Linked DNA regions of Homo sapiens: region 1 is linked to region 2. The links are chromatin loops, found by intact Hi-C in ENCODE. Cell type or tissue: upper lobe of right lung. All regions are shown on one strand. Links, peaks and the distances in the headings refer to the core of each region. The heading gives the core; the rest is flanking DNA.

What was found. Peaks named below come from ENCODE experiments on the same cell type or tissue, not always from the same donor. Only the 100,000 strongest peaks of a DNase experiment are listed, where the experiment ranks them.
Region 1: a loop joins it to region 2, with 4 times the contacts of the local background. A loop is called at or near these places in 1 of 110 quality-filtered maps.

What each region holds. Positions count from the first base shown.
Region 1 is chr3:177,225,486-177,233,829 of GRCh38, reverse strand. It overlaps LOC107986053 (a long non-coding RNA gene), which reads right to left and starts at 7,443. Exons shown (of 3, transcript XR_001740576.2): 1 at 7,391-7,443; 2 at 3,353-3,440. In upper lobe of right lung, for the core only: no CTCF peak of the experiment used is centred there; a DNase peak (open chromatin) is centred at 5,049.
Region 2 is chr3:178,230,004-178,238,347 of GRCh38, reverse strand. The region is part of intron 2 of LOC105374235 (a long non-coding RNA gene); the gene reads left to right. Among named protein-coding and RNA genes, the nearest start is that of LINC01014, 190 kb to the left of the region's middle. In upper lobe of right lung, for the core only: no CTCF peak of the experiment used is centred there; no DNase peak of the experiment used is centred there.

The DNA of each region.
Region 1 (8,344 bases), core at 138-8,137, 1.0 Mb after region 2:
GGCGCCTGTGATGCCAGCTACTCGGGAGGCTGAGGCAGGAGAATGGCGTGAACCCGGGAGGCGGAGCTTGCAGTGAGCCGAGATCACGCCACTGCACTGCAGTCTGGGCGACAGAGCAAGACCTCGTCTCAAAAAAAAGAAAAAATAAAAAAGATCCAAAATGTTACCAACAAAAATTGTTGGGGCTGGGCACGGTGACTCATGCCTGTAGTCCCAGCACTTTCACAGGCCGAGGCAGGCAGATCATCTGAGGTTGGGAGTTCGAGACCAGCCTGACCAACACAGCAAAACCCAGTCTCTACTAAAAATACAAAAATTAGCCAGGCGTAGTGGCGCGTGCCTGTAATCCCAGGTACTCGGGAGGTTTAAGCAGGAGAATCGCTTGAACTTGGGAGGCAGAAGTTGTGGTGAGCCAAGACTGCACCATTGCACTCCAGCCTGGGCAACAAGAGCGAAACTCCATCTCAAAAAAAAAAGAAAAAAAAAAAGAAGAAAAAAAGTGTTATCAACCATAACAATAATGCAGTAAAAGTAACACTGGCATAATGTAGTGGGCTAGGAAGCAAGATGGCTTTGTGTAAGGATGTGCCAGATATTGCTCACCAGGGAAGATACAGAAGGAGCAAATAAGTCAGAGTAGAACTCAGCTATCATTAATACATTTGTATGCCTTGACATTCTCCTTTATCTTTATTTGACATTGGAAGGAATAGTGCAGAAACTCAGAGGACATTAAGGTGTTTTTAGGGTTTAATTTTAATTTTTTTTTTTTTGAGATAGGGTCTCACTCTGTCAATAAGGCTGGAGTGCAGTGGTGCGGTCATTGCAACCCCCTCTAGGATTCAAGCAATTCTTCTGCCTCAGCCTCTTGAGTAGCTGGGATTACAGGTGCCTGCCACTACACCCAGCTAATTTTGTATTTTTAGTAGAGATGGAGTTTCACCATGTTGATCAGGCTGGTCTCGAACTCCTGACCTCAAGTGATCCACCCGCCTTGGTCTCCCAAAGTGCAGGGATTAGAGGCATAAGCCACCGTACCCAGCCTAAAGTGTTTTTAAATAGTAAATAGGTAGTTGGCTATCAGATCAAATGTTTTTTCTTTTATAATGCTACCACTTTTAGCTATGACTCAAGACAGTTGGCTTTTTGGTAAGGATAATAATATATTATAATTGGGGCTTAAGAGATAATTATATTAGATAATTAAATGCTCTTTAAATCATATTAGTGTAATGTTACTTTTCTGTTTTTCTCATTTGGTATTATATTAAATATTATAGAAATATCAAATGTGTTACTTTAATAGATATTGATCTGAATGGGGAAATTAAAGAGGGACACTGGATTCTTTACATGGATATACTTGGGAACATTTTAAAAATATCTTTTAATGATGATTCTACTCTACACACCTAAAATGTAAAATAGACAAGATTTTCCAGATAATTAGATTAAAAAATACATTCACAGGGATATCAAGATATTTAGGTCTTTGAGGGCTTTTTTTTTTTTTTTGAGACGGAGTCTCACTGTGTCACCTGGGCTGGAGTGCAGTGGTGTGATCTCGGCTCACTGCAACCTCCGCCTCCCAGGTTCAAGCAATTCTCCTGCCCAGCCTCCAAAGTAGCTAGGATTACAGGCACACACCACCACGCCTGGATAATTTTTGTATTTTTAGAAGAGACGGGGTTTCACCATGTTGGTCAGGATGGTCTCGATCTCTTGACCTCGTGATCCCCCCGCCTTGGCCTCCCAAAGTGCTGGGATTACAGGTGTGAGCTACCGAGCCTGGCCCTCTTTTTCTTAATAAGTAGAAATTTGACCGGGTGCTTCCTAGCATCCGGAGGCTGCTGGAGACTCTGCTGACTTCAAGGGCTGCCCATCACCAGTAACAAAGGAAAAAGCCAATGGTGGTTGCCATCTCTCTTCTGCCTTCCAAATCTCTCACCAGTATATCTGATTGGCAGAACTCAAGCTATGTCTGAAACTGTGCTGGCAAGGGAGTATGAGACATGTTCCCAGATTTCCAGCCCCTGCAAAACAGGGGAGATAGAAGACTGTAAAAAGTGCTAGATGCCAATAGACAATATCTGGCTCACTTGTGTATTAACAAATCAATAAGAGTAGCTCTGTTTGACTACAATAGAAACATTAAATATGTATAAAGAAGACTGATTATTGGTTAAAGAGAGTTGGAGAAAGGGGGAAGGAAGGGAGAGAAAGCTAAACCTATAGATGGAATAGATTAGATAGATATTTACTAGAGATCTATTATGACCCTAAAGCAGGAAAATTACAACATTAAAAGCAGTCCTTTAGGACAGTGAGAGAATAGATTTTGTGTTTGTGTGGTGTCGCAGTGGAAAAAAAGAGGAAGTAGAGATGAAGTAGAGAAATCTTTTAAGAGATAATTTTAGGAATCCACCAGTGAGAGGCTATGAAGATTAGAGTAAAAGTGGTAAAGCTGGGTGCGGTGGCTCACACCTGTAATCCCAACACTTTGGGAGGCTGAGGCAGGCATCAGGAGTTCAAGACCAGCCTGGCCAACATAGTGAAACCCTGTCTCTACTAAAAATGTAAAAATTAGCCAGGCGTGGTGGTGGGTGCCTGTAATCCCAGCTACTCGGGAGTCTGAGGCAGGAGAATTGTGTGAACCCGGGAGGCAGAGGTTGCAGTGAGCCAAGATCGAATCATTGCACTCTAGCCAGGGCGACAGAGTGAGACTCCATCTCAAAAAAAAAAAAGTCCTAAGAGTGGAGACCAATGGGCATACGTGAGAGATACGGCCCCTAGGTCCAGAAAAAGAAACTTGTCCCTAGAATATTCTAATGTCTATCAGTGGCCACATTCTCTGACTGATCTGTGGCTCCAACTTCAGTCTCCTGGGGAGCAGCAAGCCAGCTATGCAGAGCTGGCTCAATCACATCTCACGGCCTCTCCAATCAGCTCCATCAGCAAATAATCCTTTCCTGATAAAGAACCCAGGTCTGCTTCTGCATTTTTATCTCCTTTCCAACTTCTTTGGAGTAATTACACTAAGTATGGAAATGAGGTAAGGTGACCCGAGGAATTCATCAGGTTCCCCTCTTGCCCATTGTCTAAAGTAAAGCTACAAACTCCTTTGTCGCACTCCAACATTCTTACAACGAACTCCATTTTCTACTCCAGCCCCACTGGAACACGGCTTCGGTCATGCTGATCTTACCATTTCCTGCATTCACTCATTCATTCATTCACATGCTCTTCAATCAACAAGTATTTATTGAGGAGCTACTCTGCACCAGGCCCTGCTGAGGATTTAGAAGTTAAACGGCAAAACAATAACAAAAAATCCCTGCATTATGGAGCTTACCTTCTAGTATAGAGTGTGTTAGGAGGTAAGTGCAGGGCTTCAGTCTAGGAGTTTGAGATCGACCTGGGAAAATGGTGAGACCCTGTCTCTAAAAAAAAAAAAAAAAAAATTAGTGGGATATGATGGCACATGCTTAGAGTCCTACCTACTTGGGAGGCTGAGGTGGGAGGGTCGCTTGAGCCCAGGAGTTCAAGGTTACAGTGAGCTATGATTGTACCACTGCACTCCAACTTGAGTGACAGTGAGATCTTGTCTCTAAAAAAAAAAAAAAAGAAGGTAAGTGCAGGGAAGAAAAATGCTATAATGCCATCTTCATCTTCATGGAGTTATTTCTGTTTTTTTTATGTTTTTTTTTTTTTTGGTGGTGGTTGTTGTTGTTGTTAGCTTTCAAACCCAATCTTCTTCTCAACATTCACAGCATATTTTCTTTGTATTCTGTGCCTTGCGTAACCCCTTTGGCACAACAACCCATCCTGTTCAATGCCTCTAATTGTCTGTCATGTCTCTGTGTGCTATTTATAACACAACACTCCCCTCTTCCAAAAAGGATTGTATAGAATCAATGTGGTCACATGTAAACACAGGAGCTTGAGAATTTTTCTTGTAAATGTTCAGTGAGATCATATGACTTCTGTAGCAAGATGATAATGTTTTATAAGAATCCAATTGATGTATCTGAAGTCATAAAGTAAAACTTGGAAACAAAAAATAAAATGACTAATATTAGAAATTTAGGGTTAGGACAGGAGGCAGAGGTTGCAGTGAGCCGAGATCACACCACTGCACTCCAGCCTGGGCAACAGAGTAAGACTCTGTCTCAAAAAAAAAAAAAGAAAGAAAGAAATTGAGAGTTAGGAAAGTAAAGGGAGAGATAGGGTCAAAGCCGAATTGGGACAGATTTATAAAAGATGAAGAGTACTTTTTAACAAAACCATAGAGACAGAGAAAAAACGTAGATAGAGGTATTTTCCTGGAGTAGAATATTTTGAAAACAACATTGTGAGTGGAATACTTAAGAGAAAGAACATGAGAATGTAGACAGGGAAGAGGTGGAGCAACATCGGAAGGAAAGAATGTGTTAATACAGCTCTGTTTAAAATAGTGTCCTACGGGTCACTTGAGGTCAGGAGTTCGAGACCAGACTGGCCAGCACAGCGAAACCCCATCTCTACTAAAAATAGAAAAATTAGCCAGGCATGGTGGCATGCATCTGTAATCCCAGCTACTCAAGAGGCTGAGGCGTAAGATTCGCTTGAACCCGGGATGCAAAGTTTGCGGTGAGCTGAAATCAGGCCACTGCACTCCAGCCTGCATGACAGAGCAAGACTCTGTCTCAAGAAAAAAAAATAATAATAATAATAGTGAGAGGTGGCAGTGTGCTGGCAGCCCTCGCTCGCTCTCGGTGCCTCCTCGGCCTTGGCGCCCATTCTGGCTGCGCTTGAGGAGCCCTTCAGCCTGCCACTGCACTGTGGGAGCCCCTCTCTGGGCTGGCCGGGGCTGGAGCCGGCTCCCTCTGCTTGTGGGGAGGTGTGGAGGTAGAGGCGTGGGCAGGAACCTGGGCCAGCGTGAGTTCCGGGTGGGCGTGGGCTGGGTGGGCCCCGCACTCGGAGCGGCAGTGAGGGGCTTAGCACTGGGGCCAGCATCTGGGAGGAGGCGCCAGGTCCCCCAGCACTGCTGGCCCACCCGGGCCACACTCGAATTCTTGCCAGGCCTCAACCACCTCCCTGCGGTGGGCTCCCGAGAGGCCCAAGCCTCCCTAACAGGTGCTGCCCCCTGCTTGTGGCACTGGTCCCATCCACGGCCCAAGGGCTGAGGAGTGCGGGCCCACAGCACAGGATTGGCGGGCAGCTCCGCCTGCGGCCCCAGCACAGGATCCACTAGGGGAAGCCAGGTGGGCTCTTGAGTCCAGTGGGGACTTGGAGAACTTTTATGTGTAGTTGGAGGATTGTAAATGCACCAATCAGCACTCTGTGTCTAGCTTGGGGTTCATGGATGCACCAATCAGCACTCTGTATCTAGCTAATCTGGTGGGGACTTGGACAACTTTTGTGCCTAGCTGGAGGATTGTAAACGCACCAATCAGCACTCTGTGTCTAGCTCGGGGGGGGGGGGGGGGGGGGGGTGGTTCGTGGATGCACCAATCAGAACTCTGTGTCTAGCTCAGGAATTGTAAACTTGTAAACGCATCAATCAGCACTCTGTGTCTAGCTGAAGGTTGGTAAATGCACCAATCAGTGCTCTGTGTCTAGCTAATCTAGTGGGGATTTGGAGAACTTTTATGTCTAGCTTTGTAAATGCACCAATCAGCACTCTGTGTGTAGCTCAGGGATTGTAAATGCACCAATCAGCACCCTGTCAAAACGGACCAATCAACTCTCTGTAAAACGGACCAATCAGCTCTCTGTAAAATGGACCAATCAGCAGGATGTGGGTGGGGCCAGATAAGGGAATAAAAGCAGGCTGCCCAAGCCAGCAGCGGTTGCAGTGAGCTGAGATTGCACCATTGTGCTCCAATCTGGGCAACAAGAGCAAGACTCTGTCTCAAAAACAACAACAACAAAAAAAAGTGATGTGACTGGCAGCACCCTATGCCTTATTCCCAGTTTGAAAGTAGGTATAGTGCCTTTCTAACCACAGCAATCAGGTAAGATTGAAGGCAACAGTACAAAGGAAGAGTCAAGAAAGACATTATCCTAATATTGTAAATATACATTGCTAGAAGTAGGAGGAAGAAGAGCAACAACAAAGCAACTCTATTTTTAAAAGTCATTTAAAAAATTTGTTTTCCGGCCAGGTGTGCTGGCTCACACCTGTAATCCCAGCACTTTGGGATGCCAAGATGGGCAGATTGCTTGAGCCCAGGGCTTTGAGACCAGCATGGGCAACGTGGTGAAATGCCAGCTCTACAAAAAAATACAAAAATTACCCAGGAGTTGTGGTGTGAGCCTGTAGTCCCAGCTACTCAGGGTTGAGGCGGGAGAATCACCTGAATCCAGGAGTTCGAGGCTGCAGTGAGCCATGATTGCGCCACTGCACTCCAGCCTGGATAAGAGTGAGATCCTCTCTCAAACAAAAATAAAATAAATAAATAAATGGGGCTTCAGCCATCAGGGCATCTGTTGGAGGTTTCCCGGTGGCAAAAAGCAAAGCATCTGATTAATTAGTAACTTCTTTTTCTGACAATTTAATCTCTTACACAGTAGAAGAAACAACCGGGATAACTGCTACTTTGAATTTAAGTCTAGCCAGAAAAAGAGAAGCTAGTTGTAAAATGGATTTTGGGTCTGAGGAGAAAGTGTCCAGGTCACTTTAGATTTTGCGGTAGCCAATGATGTCAAATGTGCTTTTAGATACCAGGAAATTAGATTTTAAGAAGTCGAAGGGGAAGGGCGCAGTGGCTTATGCTGGTAATGCCAGTAATTTTGAGAGACTGAGGCAGGTGGGTCACCTGAGGTCAGGAGTTCGAGACCAGCCTGGCCAACATGGTGAAACCCCATCTCTACTAAAAATACAAAAATTAGCCCGGCACAGTGGTGCGCACCTGTAATCCCAGCTACTCGGGAGGCTGAGACAGGAGAATTGCTTTCACTCTGGAGGCGGAGGTTGCAGTGAGCCGAGATTGTGCCACTGCACTCCAGCCTGGGTGACAGAGCAAGACTCTAACTCAAAAAATAAATAAATAAAATAAGTTGAAGGGAAAAATAAGTCATTTGCAAAGGTCTAAAATTCTACAGGAAAGATTATTTTAAAAGCCTTTAAAAAGCGACATTTTCAACTCAACAAATATTTGTTGATCACTACTACCAGGGGCTGTAATTCTCACAAGGAATTTATCATCTGTGGAGGGAGGAAAATGAGATAAGCACTCAGGTACCCAGCTACCATTTATTGAACATCTACTGTGAAAAACAATATGATTCATAATTTATATAATATTTATAATATTTACAAATACTCTGCAAGGAAGATATTACCTTCAGTTAACAAACAAAGAGATTAAATGTTTAGACTAGTTATGTAAATTGCTCAAAGACTCACAGCTCATGAGGAAATCAGCTCCAGTCCCATTCTTCTTGGATTATTGAATCCACCTGGTAAGGCAAAAAGGGAACTTTGCTTTGTTCTGCTTCTCCCATATGTACTCAAGAACACCAAGAGTTCATTTGTATGTATTTGTCTCCTAAAATGGGCAACTGTTAACAGCTGACTGCAAAGGAATAAAATTGGTTTCATCTTTGAAATTGAGAATATCTGCTAAACTTTGTAGGAGAATCAATTAATTGAATGAAAGGCTTACCATCACCATCCCTTCTATATTTAAAATCTCCTGAACTGTCAGGAACTTCAGAAAATCGTCACTTAAAATACAACTGTTTAATGACAGGATGTGTAAAAAAATTGTATCTTACCATCCTAAGTTATATATTTTTAAAAATAGATCAACTCTTTAATGTTGAAAGTAACTTAGTTGTACAATGTGTTTAGAAGCTTAAAATGTTGGCTGGGCACGGTGGCTCACGCCTATAATACCAGCACTTTGGGAGGCCGAGGAGGGTGGATCACAAGGTCAGGATTTCAAGACCAGCCTGGCCAACATGGTGAAACCCTGTCTCTACTAAAAATACAAAAATAAGCCGGGCATGGTGGCGTGCGCCTGTAGTCCCAGCTACTCAGGAGGCTGAGGCAGGAGAATTGCTTGAACCCAGGAGGCGGAGTTTGTGGTGAGGCGAGATTGTGCCATTGCCCTTCAGCCTGGGCGACAAAGCGAGACTCCGTCTCAAAAAAAAAAAAAAGCTTAAACTGTTTTTTGGTTTTTGTTTTGTTTCATTTTTGAGACAGGGTCTTGCTGTCACCCAGGCTGGAGTGCAGTGGCTCAATTCTCCCACCTAAATAGCTGGAACTACAGACGCACGTCACCATGCCCATCTAATTTTTAAATTTTTGGTTGAGACAGGGGTCTCCCTAAGTTGCCCAGGCTGGTGTCAAACTCCT
Region 2 (8,344 bases), core at 99-8,098:
TATTGGTGAGTGGGGCAGGTTCTTAAGCCTGGCTATACATTAGAATCACCTGGGAAGCTTTTAAATCTTACACATTCCTGACTCATTCTTAGAGGTTCTCTTTTAATTGCCATGCTTTGGGACACAGGGATTGGTATTATTAAAAGCTACCTGGGTGATTTTAAAGAGCTTGAAGTGTTGAAAAATCACTGCGTTTTTTGAATAGTAGTTGCTTTGTAGAGGGCCAATAGAGTGACTTTTTTTAGGACATTGAGGACAATGAGAGGAAAAATAACACTAACTAGTAAGTCTCCTGAGACATTTACACAGAAAATACATTCATGAATATGGCACTAACTTCAGGATACTTTTCTGACACATTTGGGGGATAAGAAGAAGCTATGAGTTCATTCTCCAACGGCATTACTGACTTGGAAACACAGAGTGAAGACTGAACACGTTTGTTTAGTGTAGGGGTTTTCAGAACCCAATTTTGATGTACCCGAGACAGAGACAGAGAGAGAGAGAGAGAGAGAGAGAGATGGAGATGGTATGCCATGTTTCTCAAACTTACTTAATCATGTAATCCTTTCACTTGTGCAACACATATTAATACCTTGCACAAAAATATCTGGGAGATATTTGTTCCAGGAAGCATTCATACAGAACAAACACACTAGCCAAGCACAAACCTTGAAACATTCCTATTTTTAAATAATAAATTTTTAATATCTGTATTTTTTTATCTTGAAGATATCTGGATAAGAAATAGGCAATTATTTACTTATGTAGCAATCTCAGCTCTGGTATTCTTTTTATCCCTTTGGGGTGACACAATGAGAACAGATGTCATCTGCATGTGCAAAAGGGGGTTTTGTGCTACAAGTGAGAAACTCCAAAACTATACAATATAGTTTATGTAGGAACTTTTCTCCCAGATAGATGGGGAGAAAATGTTGCTCTCTCATGGAAACAATTTTTTTTGGGAAGAGATAGGGAAGATCCTTGATGCTTCCAATAACATTTTAGAATGTAAACAAATAGCTCTAGGTTTTTTTTTTTTTTAATTGAAACGTAAACACGAATCTTCAGGGAAATAAAGCTCTGTATTTTTTAGAGGCATACATCTTAACCTTACTATTCAGTCATTTGACTCATGTTGCTACCAATCTTTGCTCAAAGAGCCCTGACCAGGCAAAAACATGTACACATATTTTTTTAACAATGTCATATACTATCAACTTGGAACATCCTCACTCATTCCAAATATGTTCCTGATTCAACAATATTTTCTGGCATCAATCTTAGAAAAGCTCATGAGATGACTACCCGGAATAACTCCAGGACATGCAGACAGACTTGCAAAATACCTTCGGGCATAAAAAAAGAAAGTAAACCAGATTGCTAACCATCGTGCAAAATATTTATAGATCTCAAATATACTTACCAACCTGCCTATTTCAACTGCTTCCTCTCACCTCAAGTAATTATAATTGCTTCAAAGTCTTTATGTAATTAACTATGTTAATTAATGGTTAATTATTTAAAGGCTATGAAATCTATCCTATAACCTTGTTCTCTTACTTAAGTTCAATGCGTCATTCTGTTGGCACTTCCCTCATCAGTGAAATACCAGTTTTCACTCTATGTAGCATAATAACTCCATCTACTCTCTTTATATAGACAAGGATCCCTAATGTACATCGGAGTTATCTTATAGTCATATGACATCTGTATACCTGCTTTGCTTTGAAGCTTCCAAAAGAAGTGGATATACCTGAAGGATATACCTAAAAAAAAATAGACAACAACTTCAATTTCATCAAAACTTTGGAAGCTTTTTCAGATTCTACCTGTAGTTAGAGATTCTCTTTCTATTTAATCTGAACATGGGTAACTATGGGCTCATTAGTCTGAATTTCTCAGCCTCTCTGGAATCTAATTTCTTGATAAGCTCACAGAAAGGTGTTCATAATTCATTGATGTTCCTGAAAAATTATAATTTGTAATGGTAATTTACATATAATCCTAATTGCATTGTTTTGTCTTTTAATGTTTTTTAATTCTCAAGTAGATATCATACAGCATAATGGAAAATAGGGTGAACTCTGACTCTAAACTACCTGTGTTCAAATCCTAGCTCTGCCATGAGCTAGCAGTATAGGTGTATTAGAAGTTTTATTATTTAACCTGTCATTCAGTTTTCTTATTCTTAAAATTAGGTAATTGTTACTTATAATACACAGTTTTTGTATGATTAAATGAATTAAAGTATGAAAAGTGTTTAAAACAGAACTTATCCCTTAGTACTTAATGAATATTAACCGTTGTAGCACAGATTGTCTAAGTCTGGTTTATTAATTTCATCTGAGCATACCGTGTTTTTACCACTGCTGGATCTTTACAGCCTTTCTTCCACATATTATGAAATGAAATGTAACAGAGGCATAGTTTAAGAGCTTGAGATAGACATGGAAACCAGAAATGTGAATGGAAAATTGGGTACCAGGCCTAATTCATTGTGCGAGAGTTGAGTGGGGGTGACGGTAGCAAAAAATAGGAGATAGGGTGGGGTTTAAACAAGCCAGGTAGCAAATTAGCAGTAAGTCTTGTCTTTAAAGGCAATCAATAAAATGTAAACAATTTGAACCCTAAATCTCAAGTGGGGGCAAAGAGTTAAGCTGGGACAAAAGTGACACAGATATGGCAGTGGCTGTCAAACAAGAGACTGTTGATAAATTTTGACAACTAAGAGTATTATTATTTCTGCTGGTTCTTTTTTTTTTTCATGTGGTAATTTTACTTTTAATTTTTTGATGAACCACAACAGTGTTTTTTATAGCAGCTGCCCCATTTTACATTCTGACCAGCCGTACACAAAAGGTTAAATTTTGATATATCTTCGTTAACATTTTCTGTTTTTTTTTTTTTAAATTCTTAAAGATGTTAGTTTTTAGAGCAATTTTTTTGAGTTTTTTTTTATTTTTTTATTTTTATTTTTTAATGCTTTTAGTTCTAGGGTACATGTGCACAACGTGCAGGTTTGTTACATATGTATACCTGTGCCATGTTGGTGTGCTGCACCCATTAACTCGTCATTTACATAAGGTATATCTCCTAAGGCTATCCCTCTTCCCTTCCCCCACCCCACAACAGGCCCCAGTGTGTGATGTTCCCCTTCCTGTGTCCAAGTGTTCTCATTGTTCAATTCCCACCTATGAGTGAGAACACGCGGTGTTTGTTTTTTTGTCCTTGCGATAGTTTGCTGAGAATGATGGTTTCCTCTGCTGGTTCTTATTGTCACAGAAGACTGTTTGCCCCTAAATTTTCTCACAGGCATTTCAAGGACTTAGAAACAGTTGTAAAGATAATTTGGAAGAAATTTTCTCTTATAAGGAGAAAAGTATTCATATTGCCTGTGCCTGTCTGCTTCTGCCTCACTAGCCCCCAAGAAGGTATGTTGTATGCTCTGCCCATGAATATTCTCCACACCTATTCTGTGCCCTCCTTTGGTTTTATTTAAAATGCTTTTAACCACACCTGAGGTTATCATGAAAAAATTCTCAACTTAATTGTAAAACTGTATTTATTTATTTATTCATTTACTTCTGTTTTAATTGCTGTTTCAATTTCTTGTTTGCCTTTGATCTTGACCAATTTGGGGAACTTCCTTTTTGGTTAAGTGCTCTTTCTGTGTTTTAAAGGCTTTTTTTTCTGCACCACAGTCTCACTTACTTTTACTAATAAGCCATGCAAAGCTGTTCTAGTCATTAATTTAGGTCTATTTCAGTATGTCATTTTTATTTGTATGTTAGTGTTTCCAATTCATGTGCCATATTATGCTGAACCTCTAATACAGATGCTTGAAAATAATCTCTCAGTTTTCTGTGTATTTTTTACTTTTTAACTCACCTCCTTTTAGGTAATGTAGTATACCAATATAAATTTATGTTTGGTTGAATAATTTAATTAGTTCATTTTTCTTAAGAAGCTCACTGTAAACATAATAAGAATGTATCGACTTTATAAAAGGGTTTATGTTGCACTAGTATTCTATTAAATAGCTGTTGTAAGCTATCTTTAATCTATGTATGTAAATAGTTAATGATATAAATAAGAATTAAGGAAGTACTTAAAAATTGTATTCTTGGCAATGGCAAGCAGAGTGTTAATTAACTAGATTTAATTCTGATAAAGATTGATCCATAGCTTCTATGGAAATGGCTAAAAGTGTGACCAAAATGCCTGATATCACTGTGTTGCAGAAAACACAGATTACTGTATATTGGCATAAGCTATACAAGACTGCAGCTGCTACCTTAAAGATAAAATTGAGAGGACCTCTTCTAGTGTAGATCACCAACACATACTGTGCATATTTCCACAGACCAGCTACAGGTGACCCAGCTGGTTCCTAAGCGGTATTAAATTTAAATTGCAGACCGATTAGCAAATGTATGTATGGAAATACATGTGGTGTGTGTGTGCTTATGTAGTATGCCTGTGGCTATGTGCACGTCACGGGAAAGGGGCATGGAAGAGATTATAAGACAGCTGGCCAAAGAGGTTATATTTTCCATGAATGCTTTCATCTGAGGGATGGTGTTTTATAACCACACCCTCTAATGGATCTTGCCTGTCAATTTGTTGGATACAAATTTTCCATATCAGTTTAAACTCTGTATTCCAAAATATTTGTGCTTGCATCCTCTGGCTCTAAATAAATCTTCTATTTTCATACCTCCACCACAGCAGTTGGCCAACTGATGCTTCAGAATAGCATTAGATGGCCAAATAAGTAGCACCATCTGCTACAATTTAGAGGAATCCTCCGTGGTACTGTGACAGCTGTCTGGTTCTGAGTCCTGAACACCAGAATCCATTTGTCAGAAAGGACACATATTCAGTGTTAGAATGGCCATTTTCTATAAAAGGGATAATTTTTTCTAGCAATGCAATGCCCTATTTTTATGGAGGTCAGATTTCTGGAAACCATTGTCTAATGCTTTAAAATATAGCCCCAAAATGTGGATGTTGAGAAAACAGTCTAAGCAATCAGATTTGAAGCAAAACTTTCAAGCCATGATTTAATGTATGAAAAGTCATTACACCCTCCCTAAAAGCCTAATTACATTTACTTAATACATATTCCTTAATAAGCTTGATTATCTGGTTTGTCAGCATAGTAGAGTATCATGGAAGCTGCAAGCTAGAATTAGTTATGGTAGGGTTATAAGTGATTCGAGCTCAATAATTAGGAGTAAGTAGAGTGGTGAATTATTAGGTAGAAAATATTAAAACATGGACTATAATTTTATAAACATTATAATGACACAGTCAAATATTCACTTAATACATATGTTTACTACGATCAGGCACTTTTTTACATACCATAGTACATACAAGAGTTAGTAAGACAAGGTCCTTGTACTTAAAGAGTTTGAAATCTGGTTATATGGGATACTTCATTAATATTACCAGGCAGGCAGATTATATAAATACCATTAGAGGAACAGATCATTTAACATGAAAGCTCAGACTAACATAAGATTACTTTTAATATAGACAGATTTATTGAGGCTGTAACATTTAAAATTGTATTTAAAAATTGTAACATTTAAAAATATGTATATGATTTGAGCATACAAACACAGGGACCATGGCATTCTGGGTAAATAAAAGAGTGTGAACAACTTTGAAAGCCCAAAGAACTTCAGGAATTAGAAAGGTCCACCAAGGAACTGGAAGCTCTGTCAGTATGGAAGCTGTGTCTGTCCTGTTTTAGTGCTAGATCCCCAGTAAAAGGACTGGCACATGTTAAGCTTTCAATATTTTGTAATGTATGAAGGAGTAGCTTAGTTTTATTTCATACAAAATATCTAACATTAGATGAATAACTAAAGAGTATGTAACAGTATGAGACCAAAAGAAAAACTTGACATTATGTAACTACTACCACTATCAAAGTACAGAAAATTTTCTTCTCCCCAAAATATTTACCTATGCCTCTTTATTGTTAATTCCTTCCCCTGCTCACAGCCACAGTCAACCACTGATCTATTGTCACTATAAATTAGATTCCTTTTTTTGTGGTAATTTTTATATACATATATAAGAAACAGACATGTAGGCACACTATTTTTTTGGAGTGAACAAGCACAGACTTTGAAAAAACCTTAATATGTTCAAGAAAATATTTGACAGGATAAAGAATTTTACCAGAGAACTAGAATTTATTTTCTAAAGAAACAATATAAAAATCTTAAAAATAGAAATGTTTAAACAATAATTTTAATTATTTTTAAAATTAAGAGTTCAGTATGGATTTTAATGGAAGATTAACGGAAGAAAGCATTAGTAAGTATAAGTATAGGCTTGTAGAAAACATCCATGGTGAAATGAAAAGAGAATGGAAAATACAAAATAAAAAAATAATATGCGATACAAAGCAAACACTTTTGGGTTTTTGTTTTAGACTTAAGACATGAGTGTTTGTGTGCTCATTCCTTTGCTCCACATCATTTCCCTTGGAAGATGTCTGCTGGTAAGAGGCATGCTTCTAGGCATGCAGAAGGTAGTATTCCTCTCCAGTACAAAATAAATTTGGGCCAGATGTTGAAGGTAAAGCTAAAGATAAAGTAGAAATAAATCCTTTTTAGAAGATGAGACCAGTAATCAAAAGCATATATTTTTCTAGTAAGACCAAACGAGTAATTTTTATGTTTACATTAATTAATATTTAATCAACTTAATAAACATGTATTTTACATATTATAAAATGCACTTGGGCTGGGCGCAGTGGCTCACACCTGTAATACCAGCACTTTGGAAAGCCAAGGTGGGCGGATCACCTGAGGTTGGGAGTTTTGAGACCAGCCTGACCAACATGGAGAAACCCCGTCCCTACTAAAATTACAAAAATTAGCCAGGCATGGTGGCACATGCCTGTAATCCCAGCTACTCGGGAGGCTGAGGCAGGAGAATCACTTGAACCTGGGAGGTGGAGGTTGCGGTGAGCTGAGATCGTGCCATTGCACTGTAGCCTGGGCAACAAGAGCAAAACTTGTCTCAAAAAAAAAAAAAATGCACTCACTTAAAATATAATTTAATGTGTCCAAAAAATGCATAGAACATTCACATCATTCCTAAAAGCTCTTATATGCTACCTTACAGTTAAACCTTACCCACTCTTGGCCACAGTCAACCAGTAATGTGTATTCTGTCATGTATATTAGATTCCCTATTTTTTTTTAATGTGTCTAACTTCTTTTCCTCAGCAGAAGGTCTTTGAGGTATATCTGTGCAGTTGCATTTATCAATATTTACTTCCTTTTTTCTGAGTAATATTTTATTGTATAGATATACCAAAATTTATCTATTTGCCAGGAGATAGACATTTGATTGGGTTCCAGATTTCGAATACTACGAATAGAGCTGATATACAAGTTAATGAACACATTTTTGTGTAAATATTTGTGTTCATTTGTTTGAAGTAAATTCTTTACAGGATAATTGTTGGGTCATACGGCAAGTGTATGTTAAATTTTATAACAACTGTTTTCCAACTGTTTAACATCATGTTATACTCCCATGAACAAGAAAATGTTCATTCTTCCACACAACTGCTAACACGTGAAATTTTCAATTTTTATTATTTTAGCCATTATGATGGGGTGAAGTAGTATCTCACTGTGGATTTACTCTATATTTTCCTGATGACGGATAATCTTGAGCATTTTTTTATGTGCTTATTGGTCAATTTTGTGTTTGTTTGGCATGATGTGATTGGTAGAAAGCCACCCAATTCCCAGTTCCATCCCTCAAAACAGAAGAAAAAGGGTAGAACATGTTTGCAATTTTCTAGCCTGTCTGTGAACTAGTTCCGTTATTGCCTTATCCAGAGCACAGATAAGGTCCACAGCATAGTTTGAATCTCAGGTTAGAAGCCACAGAGGTGGTAGTGAGCATCATGACTTGGGACAACTTCAGGGCAACTGCAGATCTGTGGGCACCTTTGTGAAAGAATTAAGGGCAGAGGTATACATGAAGGGCTCCACAAAGCAACTGGGAGAAATTTTTAGGAAAATTAACACATTTAAAAACAGTCATATATTTAGAATAATTGGAACAAAAGTATACACACAGACTCGGGGAAGATGAATGCACAAAAAAAGCCTGAGAGAACCCTACCTAACTGATTAGGGACCATCTTCTCCCTCACATAGCCAGTTTGCAAAGGCTAGTGGATATGACTGTTTCTTTCAAATACCCAATTTTAATAGATCACAAGGTATACAAAAACAAAAAAGAAAAATCAGATAAACATAGCCTATTCAAAGGAACAAAATACGTCTCCAGACACTGA